Linked DNA regions of Homo sapiens: region 1 is linked to region 2. A link is an interaction called in ENCODE POLR2A ChIA-PET data of the cell type or tissue named here. Cell type or tissue: PC-9. All regions are shown on one strand. Links, peaks and the distances in the headings refer to the core of each region. The heading gives the core; the rest is flanking DNA.

Evidence for each region. ChIA-PET counts read pairs that join two places held together with the same protein. Peaks named below come from ENCODE experiments on the same cell type or tissue, not always from the same donor. Only the 100,000 strongest peaks of a DNase experiment are listed, where the experiment ranks them.
Region 1: POLR2A ChIA-PET joins it to region 2 with 11 read pairs; 6 of 35 experiments call an interaction of 5 or more read pairs at or near these places.

Annotation. Positions count from the first base shown.
Region 1 is chr2:85,635,274-85,640,647 of GRCh38, reverse strand. It overlaps USP39 (ubiquitin specific peptidase 39), which reads right to left. Exons shown (of 13, transcript NM_006590.4): 7 at 4,518-4,595; 8 at 3,212-3,279; 9 at 1,257-1,445. Among named protein-coding and RNA genes, the nearest start is that of USP39, 22 kb to the right of the region's middle. In PC-9, for the core only: CTCF peaks have their summits at 2,781 and 2,984 (motif pointing left); a DNase peak (open chromatin) is centred at 2,987.
Region 2 is chr2:85,310,879-85,316,252 of GRCh38, reverse strand. No RefSeq gene overlaps it. Among named protein-coding and RNA genes, the nearest start is that of TGOLN2, 14 kb to the left of the region's middle. RefSeq lists an enhancer at 2,368-2,868. In PC-9, for the core only: no CTCF peak of the experiment used is centred there; no DNase peak of the experiment used is centred there; H3K27ac peaks cover 329 bases.

The sequences.
Region 1 (5,374 bases), core at 202-5,201, 320 kb before region 2:
GGAAAAAGAAAAAAAAAGAAAAAAAAAATATATATATATATATGTAAAGAAAGAAAACTAACCAGGCACGGTGGCTCATGCCTGTAATCCCAACACTTTGAGAGGCTGAGGCAGGCAGATCACTTGAGGCCAGGAGATCGAGACCAGCCTGGCCAACAGGGTGAAACCGCATCTCTACTAAAAATACAAACATTAGCTGGGCATGGTGGCATGTACCTGTAGTCCCAGCTACTCGGGAGGCTGAGGCAGAAGAATCGCTTGAACCCGGGAGGTGGAGGTTGCAGTGAGCTGAGATCACACCACTGCACTCCAGCCTAGGCAACAGAGTGAGACTCCATCTCAAAAAAAAAAAAAAAGTATGTCTCCCCACTTTTTGGAGTTTCTCCTCTCCTAAATGACCTTCCTTTCTCTATACTACCCCAGAGGCAGGCAGAAAGCTGAAAACAGGATATATGAGAAGTACAAGAGGGGGCACTGTGGTTGGGCAGTGGTTCACATCTGTAATCCCAACACTTTGGGAGGTCGAGGTGGGAGGATCCCTTGAGGCCAGGAGTTAAAGAATGGCCTGGGCAACAAAGTGAGCACTCTCTCTACAAAAATACTTAGTTGGATGTGGTGGAGTGTGTCTAGTCCCAGCTACTTAGGATGCTGAGGTGAGAGGATCACTTGAGCCCAGGAGTTTGAGGCTGCAGTGAGCCATGATCACGCCACCATGATCACCCAGACTAGGTGATAAAGCTAGACCCTGTCTCAAAAAATAATAAAAAGGGGCACTATAAGTTAAGAGTTGGGGGTGACCAGTGAGAAATACCAACGAGTCTGGGAGGCTCAATAAAGTCAATATAATTTATAATAAATACGTCACATACATGTGGTGATTCTTACATATAAAATGAAAATGGGCCAGGTGTGGTGGCCCACGCCTGTAATCCCAGCACTTTGGGAGGCGAGGCAGGCTGATCACTTGAGGTCAAGAGTTCGAGACCAACCTGGCCAACATGCTGTCTCTACTAAAAATATAAAAAATTAGCCAGTCATGGTGGCGGATGTCTGTAATCCCAGCTACTAGGAAGGCTGAGGCAGGAGAATCGCTTGAAACTGGGAGGTAGAGATTGCAGTCAGCCGAAATCACGCCACTGCACTCCAGCCTGGGCGACAAGAGCAAAACTCTGTCTTGAAAAAAAAAAAAAAAAGAAAATGAAAAAGTCGAGAGAGCGAGGGTAAGTATAGGCAGGGCAGGTGTGTTAATGGGCTACCTTCTCAGTGATGCCATTGAACTTAGCCAGGATGTTGAAGAGTGGCACTTGGGGAATGATGAGCTGCTCCTTCTCGTCCTTGTAGAGGGGGGCAGTAGGAAGGTCCAGCGTCAGGTACATAAAAGTGGACTCCACCATTGTCTCCTGGTACTCGTCATTATGGAGCAACTGCTCTTTTTCTTCTGCTGGCTAGAAATGAATGAGAAGAAAAGAGAGGAAAGGAGTGTGACGGGTATAGGAACCAACACAGAACCGATGTTTTACCACGCCGACATTTCCTTCATCTGAAAGAACAAAGAGAAGTGCCCGAGAGATTGGGCAGTTTGGCATGCACCACCTGGTTAGATTAACTTAAGAACCAACAGGTTTCCTTCTTTAAAGATATTTTGCTTATATACCAGACTATCTAAAAAGCCCTGAGGCCAAGTGTGATGGCTCACGGCTGTAATCTCAACACTTTGGGAACAAAGGTGAGAGGACTGCTTGAGTCCAGGACTTCCAGACCAGCCTGGGCAACACAGTGAGACTCCATCTCTACAAAAAAAAAAAAAAATTGGCCGGGCATGATGGCTCACACCTGTAATCCCAGCACTTTGGGAGGCCGAGGCAGGTAGATCACCTGAGGTCAGGAGTCCAAGACCAACGTGACCAACACGGAGAAACCCCGTCTCTACTAAAAATACAAAATAAGCCGGGCGTGGTGGTGGCGCCTGTAATCCTAGCTACTCGGGAGGCTGAGGCAGGAGAATCACCTGAACTCGGGAGGCGGAGGTTGCGGTGAGCCGAGATAGTGCCATTGCACTCCAGCCTGGGCAACAAGAGTGAAACTCCGTCTCAATAAAATAAATAAATTAATTAATTAATTAAATTAAACAAAAATAAAAATAAAAATTAGCCCGGTGTGGTGGTGTGTATCTATGGTCCCAGTTTCTGGGGAGGTTGAGGTGGGAGGATCACTTCAGCAAGGGAGGTTGAGGTTGCAGTGAACCATAATCACGCCACCACACTCAGCCTGAGTGACAGAGATCTTGTCTCAAAAAGGAAAAAAAATCCATTAAAAAAAGAAAGTGGGCCGAGCACGGTGGCTCATGTCTGTAATCCCAGCACTTTGGGAGGCCAAGGGAGGTGGATCACCTAAGGTCAGGAGTTTGAGACCATCCTGACCAACATGGTAAAACCTCTTCTCTACTAAAAATAGAAAAATTAGCCAGGCATAGTGGCGCATGCCTGTAATCCCAGCTACTTCGGAGGCTGAGGCAGGAGAATGGTTTGAACCTGGGAGGTGGAGGTTGCAGTGAGCTGAGATCATGCCATTGCACTCCAGACTGGTCAACAAGAGCAAAACTCCATCTCAAAAAAGAAAAGCTCTAAGACCATCTAGGAAGCTTAGCTGAGGGCCAGGCACGGTGACTCACGCCTGTAATCCCAGCACTTTGGGAGGCCGAGGCAGGTAGATCACCTGAGGTCAGGAGTTCGAGACCAGCCTGGACCAACATGGTGAAGCCCCGTCACAACTAAAAATACAAAATTAGCTGGGCGTGGTGGCAAGCGCCTGTAATCACAGCCACTCAGGAGGCTAAGGCAGGAGAATCGCTTGAACCCAGGAGGTAGAGGTTGCAGTGAGCTGAGATGGCGCCACTGCAACTCCAGCCTTGGCGACAGAGGGAGACTAAGAAAAACAAAAAGAAAGCTTAGCTGAGCTTTCTGAAAAAACACAGCAGCACCACCTAGTGGCCAGAACACTTAAACCAGCACAGTACATCCAACCACTAACTCCCAAACTGAAAAAGTGCACTAGTATGACAGGGACCAGGCAGAGCTGCCACTAGGCAGGTGCTTTGTTGAACCTCTTCACAGGGCAAGCAGGCTTGTCAGTTCTCTGAGCATCTCTTCATCTCCCCTACGTCCCCTCAAGCAATATGAATCAGTCCAAGACCCAGGCTCAATTAACTCACCAGATCAGGATGGGGAAGCTTTTTAGTGAAGATCCTCATGGACCCCTGGAAAACATCAGTCACAATAGCTGCACAAACAGGAAGCAAGAGACAAATTCCGTGAGGATGGAAAACATGTCTGAAGTATATTTCCAGCTTCTAAATTTCTGAAATAAACCAGCATCTTCCAGCAAAAGACACAGAGCTCTCACTAAACACAGAAGTTTCCTTTTGTACTATATACCACCAGGGTACCTTTATAATTATTTGTGTAAATAATTACTTTATTTCTCTTAAGACAACTTTTTATCCTCCATCACAGGGCCTGGTCCATAAAAGAAAAGGTAAATGTGTTCAAAATGAAGGAATGGTGATACATGAATTACAAAAAAATTCACAAGCAAAACAAGGTACAGCCAAGGAACTTCCCATAACCATAAGCTACTTTCAAAGGGAGACAATGTCCAAACTGTAATGAAGACAAGAGGACAATGACAGACTAAGAGATGGGCCAGAACAGGATCAAAGCAACAAGAGAGAAAGCACAACCAAGTTCTAGAACCCTGCCAAGACGCAAGTTAGAGAGCTCAGAGGGTTAACACAGGCTGAAGACACCTGGTAGAGAGGGCAGGGCCATCCAGTGGGAAAAGCAACAGGCCACAATCCCACATCAAGACACCATCACATCTATAATCCTAGCACTTTGGGCAGATCACCTGAGGTCAGGAGTTTGAGACCAGCCTGGCCAACATGGAGAAATCCCATCTCTACTAAAAATACAAAAATCAGCTGGGCGTGGTAGTGGGTGCCTGTAATCCCAGCTACCCTTGGGAGACTGAGGGAGAAGAACTGCTTGAACCTGGGAGATGGAGGCTACAGTGAGCTGAGACCGTGCCACTGCATAGCCTAGGTGACAGAGCAAGACTCTGTCTCAAAATATATATATAATAAAATATCATTGGGACTATAACCATATTCTAGCAAAAACTATGGAGAGGGGCCTATTCAGAAAGAACATGTAGTTTATCTATAACATAGATACTAGCCTACCCCAGATAAACAGTTAACAAAAGAATGGGAAGTTGCCTCAGCCTCCCAAGTCGCTGGGACTACAGGCACATCCCACCACACCTGAATAACTTTTGTATTTTTGGTAGAGATGGGGTTTCGCCATGTTGGCCAGGCCGGTCTCAAACTCCTGACCTCAGGTAATCCACCCACCTCGGCCTCTCAAAGAGCTGGGATTATAGGCATGAGCCATTGCGACCGACCGCAAAGTTTTTTAAAAGGGAACAAAATAACTCCTTTTTATAAGTAAATGACTTACTCTTCTTTTTCTTCTTTGTGCCCCCCAGAGCTGAGTGCAGAGCATTCAGAAACCAAGACAGAAAGTCAACGCCATCTCCTGGAAAAAAAGGAAGGGTGGAAAACGTTGAAGCTAAGTGGCATTAGAGTTAACTTAAACCATGCACTGGTTGGCATTCCTGGTTCTCCCCCTTCCTCTCTGGCCATGCCATCCCATCCCAACTGCCGTGCATCCTCCTCTATCTTATCATTAAATGCTGGCACTCCTCAAGGTCAAGCTCTCACTCCTCCGATCTTGACTCTCTCCATAGGCTCTCTGATTCATACCAGGACTGTATCGCATCACTCAGTGATGACCAAAACAAATGAATATGACCTTTTAACATCCACTTTTCTCCAGAGTGAGCTCAAACTTCCTTCTTCCCTTCTGCAGCTCATGAAGATTCCTGTCTTTTAGGAAAGTGACTAGCACCCAGACTGAAAAGGCATACAGAACAAGGGGTTCTGAAAGCAGATTGACAATATTCCATGAAAATGCTGTCTACGGAACCTGCCACTCAGACATTTCAGGGATAGTGGCTACTTTTTTTTTTGAGACAGAGTCTCACTCTGTCGCCCAGGCTGGAGTGCAGTGGCATGATCTCAGCTCACTGCAACCTCCGCCTCCTGGGTTCAAGCGATTCTCCCACCTCAGTCTCCTGAGTAGCTGGGATTACAGGTGCCTGCTACCATGCCCAGCTAATTTTTGTATTTTTAGTAGAGACGGGGCTTCACCATGTTGGCCAGGCCGGTCTCGAACTCTTGACCTCAAGTGATCCTCCCGCCTCAGCCTCCCAAAGTACTGGGATTACAGGCATGAGCCACTGCGCCCAGCCAGAT
Region 2 (5,374 bases), core at 215-5,214:
GATGGGAGGCTGCAGGGGACAGCAGGGCCTGAGGGCAGGAACAGAGGACGTTGGGCGACAGGGGCCCAGGGTCTCAGGTCCTGACAACATGGGGCAGTGAGTATACCTGTCAGAGGTTGGTGATGGGGCTCTGGGCCTTCAAGGCCATCACACGAGGGTGCAGGCGGCCCAGGTCATGGTCAGCCCTGTAGCAGACACCTCGGGGAGCAGCCAGAACTGGTTGGTGAGTGGGGATCCTGCAGTCACACTCTCCACCTGAGGGCAGAAAGGGTGGGGCAGGCATGTGAGATCCTGGCTCCCCTCCCTCTTCCACTCTTTCCCATTCACTGACTCCGGGGTTGGGTGCCCTGTCCTTCCCTGGGGCTCATGTCTTGGGGCCCAATTCCCCTGTCTCAAGGAAAGGGCAGAAATAGCACCATGAGGTCCGTCACCACCCCAAATACTTTACCCCCTACCTTCCCCTCCAGCTGTGGGAACAGTTTCAGGACCACTGACATAGAGGCTTCCACAAAGAAGTTTTTGAAGGTCTCATAGTCACTGCCCTACTTTCCCTTCAGTTCCACCTGCCACTCCTCAAACCACTCGTAGGTGCTGGGTATGAGCATGATCATGGTGGACCGGCCTGGGGATCAGAGCTGATATTACTACTGCCCGGCCCCTCCCTCCACCCCCTCACCCAGGACGTGCAGCCCCCCGTGGGAATCGGTCCTCCCAGGTCGGATCCTTGGCTGATGGGAAAGCGAAGAAGAGAAGAGGGATGTGTTCCGCAGCCTCTTCCCTGGGCATGGAGATGTAGCGCTCCATCCTGCGTGTGACAAGAGTGTGGTGCGATCTCCAGGCTTTTGTCCTCAAAACCCCAGAACCACTGCAAGGACTGCTCGTCCCTAGGGACTCCCCACAGGGGTGAAGCTGAGCCACAGCCTTGGTGTGACAAACTTCCAGGTGCAAATTGGAAATTGCCTACTTCCTCCCATTCCATAACTTCTGCTCGTTCTCTGAGTCAAGCAGGGAGGCACGGGCCACACACACACGTGCACCTTACGCCTGGTCCATGTCCGTGTCATAGTAAACATAGTAGTTGGTGGACGGCAGATGCAGGTCCTCCTTGGTGCCTCGCAGGCAGATGAAAACAGAGGTCATGCCTAAGCCGGGCTGAACTGTCCCCAGCTGCTGCTTCACACCTGCAAAGGGGAGTGGTTGGTGCCTTTGTGGACCATGGCCGGAGACAGCCACTCCCTGCTCCCAGGAGAGCCTCAGGGTGACCGCTCGCTGTGTCCTGAGCCTTATCTTCAGTTGCCAGCTTTGTGCCCAGGCCACTTTTACAGCTGTTTCAACTTGATGTTGGCAGGGGCCTGCTCTTCTGTGTCCTCCTGCCTGGGAAGGACACTGCCCCAGGTTCCTATTCTTCCACCTCCCCTGCCTCTGCTCCAAGCCCCTTCAGAGGCAGGTAAAGCCCAGCCCTGGTCCTCAGCCCCCATGAGCTGGCTCAGCACCTGCAGGAAGGTCAAGCTTACTGCCTCCCATCTTCCCCTTCGTGTCTTGAAGTGTGGAGCACATGACTGGGTTCCCCCCATGAAGACCACACATGAACAGCAGCTCATTACCAGCCTGATTTCAGGATGAACTTTTATGCAGTCACGGAGTGAGTGAACATGCATGATTCTTAGTGTGACATCAGAACACAAGGCCTCCAGAGGGATGCCAATGCATGTGAGCAAAGGCAGGCAGCCTGACTGGTACTTGGCATCTCAGGACTCAGCTGGAGGGAGGAGGGAAGAACTACACTATGGCAGAGGCCACAGCCACTGTGGGGCACCTGATGTTCCCCAGACCTAAACAGCTGGGCTTCCCCACTCCTCAGCAGATGACCTGAGACCGGTGTTCCGGAAACTGCCCCCACAGATTCTTCTGCTGTCTTCCCATTCCCGTGCCAGAGGGATGCCGGGTCCCTGGCTCCTCTGCTTTTTCCATTTTTTAAAAAATTTATTTATTTTTAGATGGAGTCTTGCTCCGTCGCCCAGGCTGGCATGCAGTTGCGCGATCTCTGTTCACTGCAACCGCCTCCCGTGCTCAAGCGATTCTCCTGCCTCAGCCTCCCAAGTAGCTGGGATTACAGGCATGTACCACCACACCCACTAATGTTTGTATTTTCGGTAGAGATGGGGTTTCACCACGTTGGCCAGGCTATTTTCAAACTCCTGACCTCAAGTGATCTGCCTGCCTCGTCCTCCCAAAGTGCTGGGATTGAAGGCGTGAGTCACCGTGCCCGGCCTGCTTCGTTCATGTAACTAAATATTTGTGAGGCCCTCAGGTTGTGTTCAGGAGGAAGAGACACAGGAACACAGATGGAGGGCAAGAGGGACAGATGGCTCTAGCTGGGCTGCCTGGGTGAGATGCTGGGGCCTGGCCAGGACAGTGTCAGTTCCCAGAGGTCCTGGGACAGGGGAGAAGGGAGGTCAGGGTCACAGAGAGAGAGGCAGGAAGTAGCAAAGGCAGAGTCTGCCTGTGCACCAAGCCCGACCCCCCTGCTCTGCCCCTGGGCCGTCTCTACCTCACCCCCTCAGCTCCCCCGGTCTGAGAGAGGGGAGGCCGAGCAGGCTGCAGACCCAGCCACATGGGGCAGGGGAAGGAGAGGCTGGCATTGGTGGAGCCACCCACTGCACTGCCAGTCATACAAAGAAGTCTATCACACAGAATTATGTGCAGTATTTTTTTTTTTTGAGACAGAGTTTTGATCTTGTCTCTCAGGCTGGGTTGCAATGGCACAATCTCGGCTCACTGCAACCTCCACCTCCTGGCTTCAAGCGATTCTCTGGCCTCAGCCTCCCGAGTAGCTGGGACTACAGGCGGCCGCCACCATGCCCGGGTAAGTTTTGTATTTTTAGTAGAGAGGTTTCACCATGTTGGCCAGGCTGGTCTCGAACTCCTGACCTCAGGTGATCTGCCCGTCTCGGCCTCCCAATGTGTTGGGATTACAGGCGTGAACCACCGCGCCTGGCCTATAGTACTTTTTAATGAACGAAATGACTATGTTACTGGTTTATGTATTTGCTATATTTTTATTGTTTTAAACAAAAAAGTTTAAGAAGTAAAAAAAAAAATGTTTTTGTTTTTGTTTTCTTTGAGAGGGAGTCTCGCATTGCTGCCCAGGCTGGAGTACAGTGGCATGATCTCAGCTCACTGCAACCTCCGCCTCCCGGGTTCAAGAGATTCTCCTGCCTCAACCTCCCTAGTAGCTGGGATTACAGGCGCCCGCCACCGTGTCCGGCTAATTTTTATATTTTTAGTAGAGTTGGGGTTTTGAGGTCATGGTCTCAAACTCTTGATCTCAAGTGATCTGCCCACCTTGGCCTCCCAAAATGCTGAGATTAGCAGGCATAAGCTACTGCACCCAGCCCCAAAAAAGACTTTAATTAGAAAAAAGCTCATAGAATAAGGATATAAAGAAAATATCTTTGTGCAGCTGTACAGTGTATTTGCGTTTTAAGCTAAGTGTTATTACAAGAGTCAAAAAGTGTTTAAGTTGATAAAGTAAAAAAGTTAAACTAAGGTTAATTTATTCTTGAAGAAAGAAGAATATTTCTTTATAAACCTAGTGTTGCCTAAGTGTACAGCGTCATGGTTACTCACCACTCACTGACGCACCCAGAGCAGCTGCCAGTCCTGCAAGCTCCATGCCTGGGAAATGCCCTATACAGCTATGCCATCTTTTATCTTGTTTTTTGTTTTTTTTTTCCCCAAGACAGAATTTTGATCTTGTTGCCCAGGCTGGAGTGCAACGGTGCGATCTCGGCTCACCGCAACCTCTGCCTCCTGGGTTCAAGCAATTCTCCTGCCTCAGCCACCTGAGTAGCTGGGATTACAGGCGCCCACCACCACGCCCAGTTACTTTTTGTATTTTTAGTAGAGACGGGGTTTCATCATGTTGGCCAGGCTGGTCGCTAACTCCTGACCTCAGGTGATCCACCCTGCTCGGCCTCCCAAAGTGCTGGGATTACAGGCTTGAGCCACTGCACCCGGCCCATCTTTTATCTTTTACACCAGATTTTACTGCACCTTTTCTATGTTTTGTTTCTGTTTTTTTTGAGAAAGAGTCTCACTCTGTCGCCCAGGGTGGAGTGCAGTGGTGCGCTTTCGGCTTACTGCAAACTCTGCCTCCCGGGTTCAAGTGATTCTTGTGCCTCAGCCTCCTAAGTAGCTGGGATTACAGGCATGTGCCACACACCTGGCTAATTTTTGTATTTTTAGTAGAGATGGGGTTTCAACATGTTGGCCAGGTTGGTCTCGAACTCCTGACCTCAAGTGATCCACCTGCCTGACCTCAAGTGATCCACCTGCCTCGGCCTCCCAAAGTGCTGGGATTACAGGCGTGAGCCACCACGCCCAGCCACCTTTTCTATGTTTAGATACATAAACACTCACCACTGTGTCACAGTCACCTACAGTATTCAGTACAGTAGCATATGCTGTACAGGCTTGTAGCCTAGGAGCAATAGGCTATACCATATAGCCTAGGTGTGTACACCATCTAGGTTTTTCTAACTACACTCTATGATGTTCACACAATAAAATTGCCCAACGACGCATTTGTGAGAACGTTGTCTCAGTTGCTAAGCGATGCATGACTGTATATGAAATGTCTAGAATAGACAAGTTTGGAGACAGAAAGTAGATTAGTGGTTGCCTAGGGCTGGGGGAGATGGGCAAAATGTGGAGTGATTTTCAAAGGATATGGGGCTTCCTTTGGGACTGACAAAAACTTTCTAAAATTGACTGGTGATAGGTGCACAACTCTGAACATACAGCCAATGAATTGTCTACTTTTTTTTCTTTTCTGAGATGAAGTTTTGCTCTGTTGCCCAGGCTGGAGTGCAATGGCGCTGTCTCGGCTCACTGCAACCTCCACCTCCCGGGTTTAAGCGATTCTCCTGTCTCAGCCTCCCAAGTAGCTGGGATTACAGGTGCGCACCATCATGCCTGGCTAATTTTTGTATTTTTAGTAGAGACGGGGTTTCGCCATGTTGGCCAGGCTGGTCTCGAACTCCTGACCTCAGGTGATCCACCCGCCTCGGCCTCCCAAAGTGCTAGGATTACAGGTGTGAGCCATCGCACCCAGCCTGAATTGTATACCTTTTTTGTTTGAGGCAGAGTCTTACTCTGTTGAGAAGGCTGGAATGCAGTGGCACAATCATAACTCACTGCAGTCTTGAGCTCCTGAGCTCAAGCAATCCTCCTGCCTCAGCCTCCTGAGAAGCTGGGACTACAGGCTTGTGTGCCACCATCCCCAGCTAGTTGCTTTTTTTTTTTTTTTTAAAGAGATCAGGTCTTGCTATGTTGCCCAGGCTAGTCCTGAACTCCTGGCCTCAAGTCATCT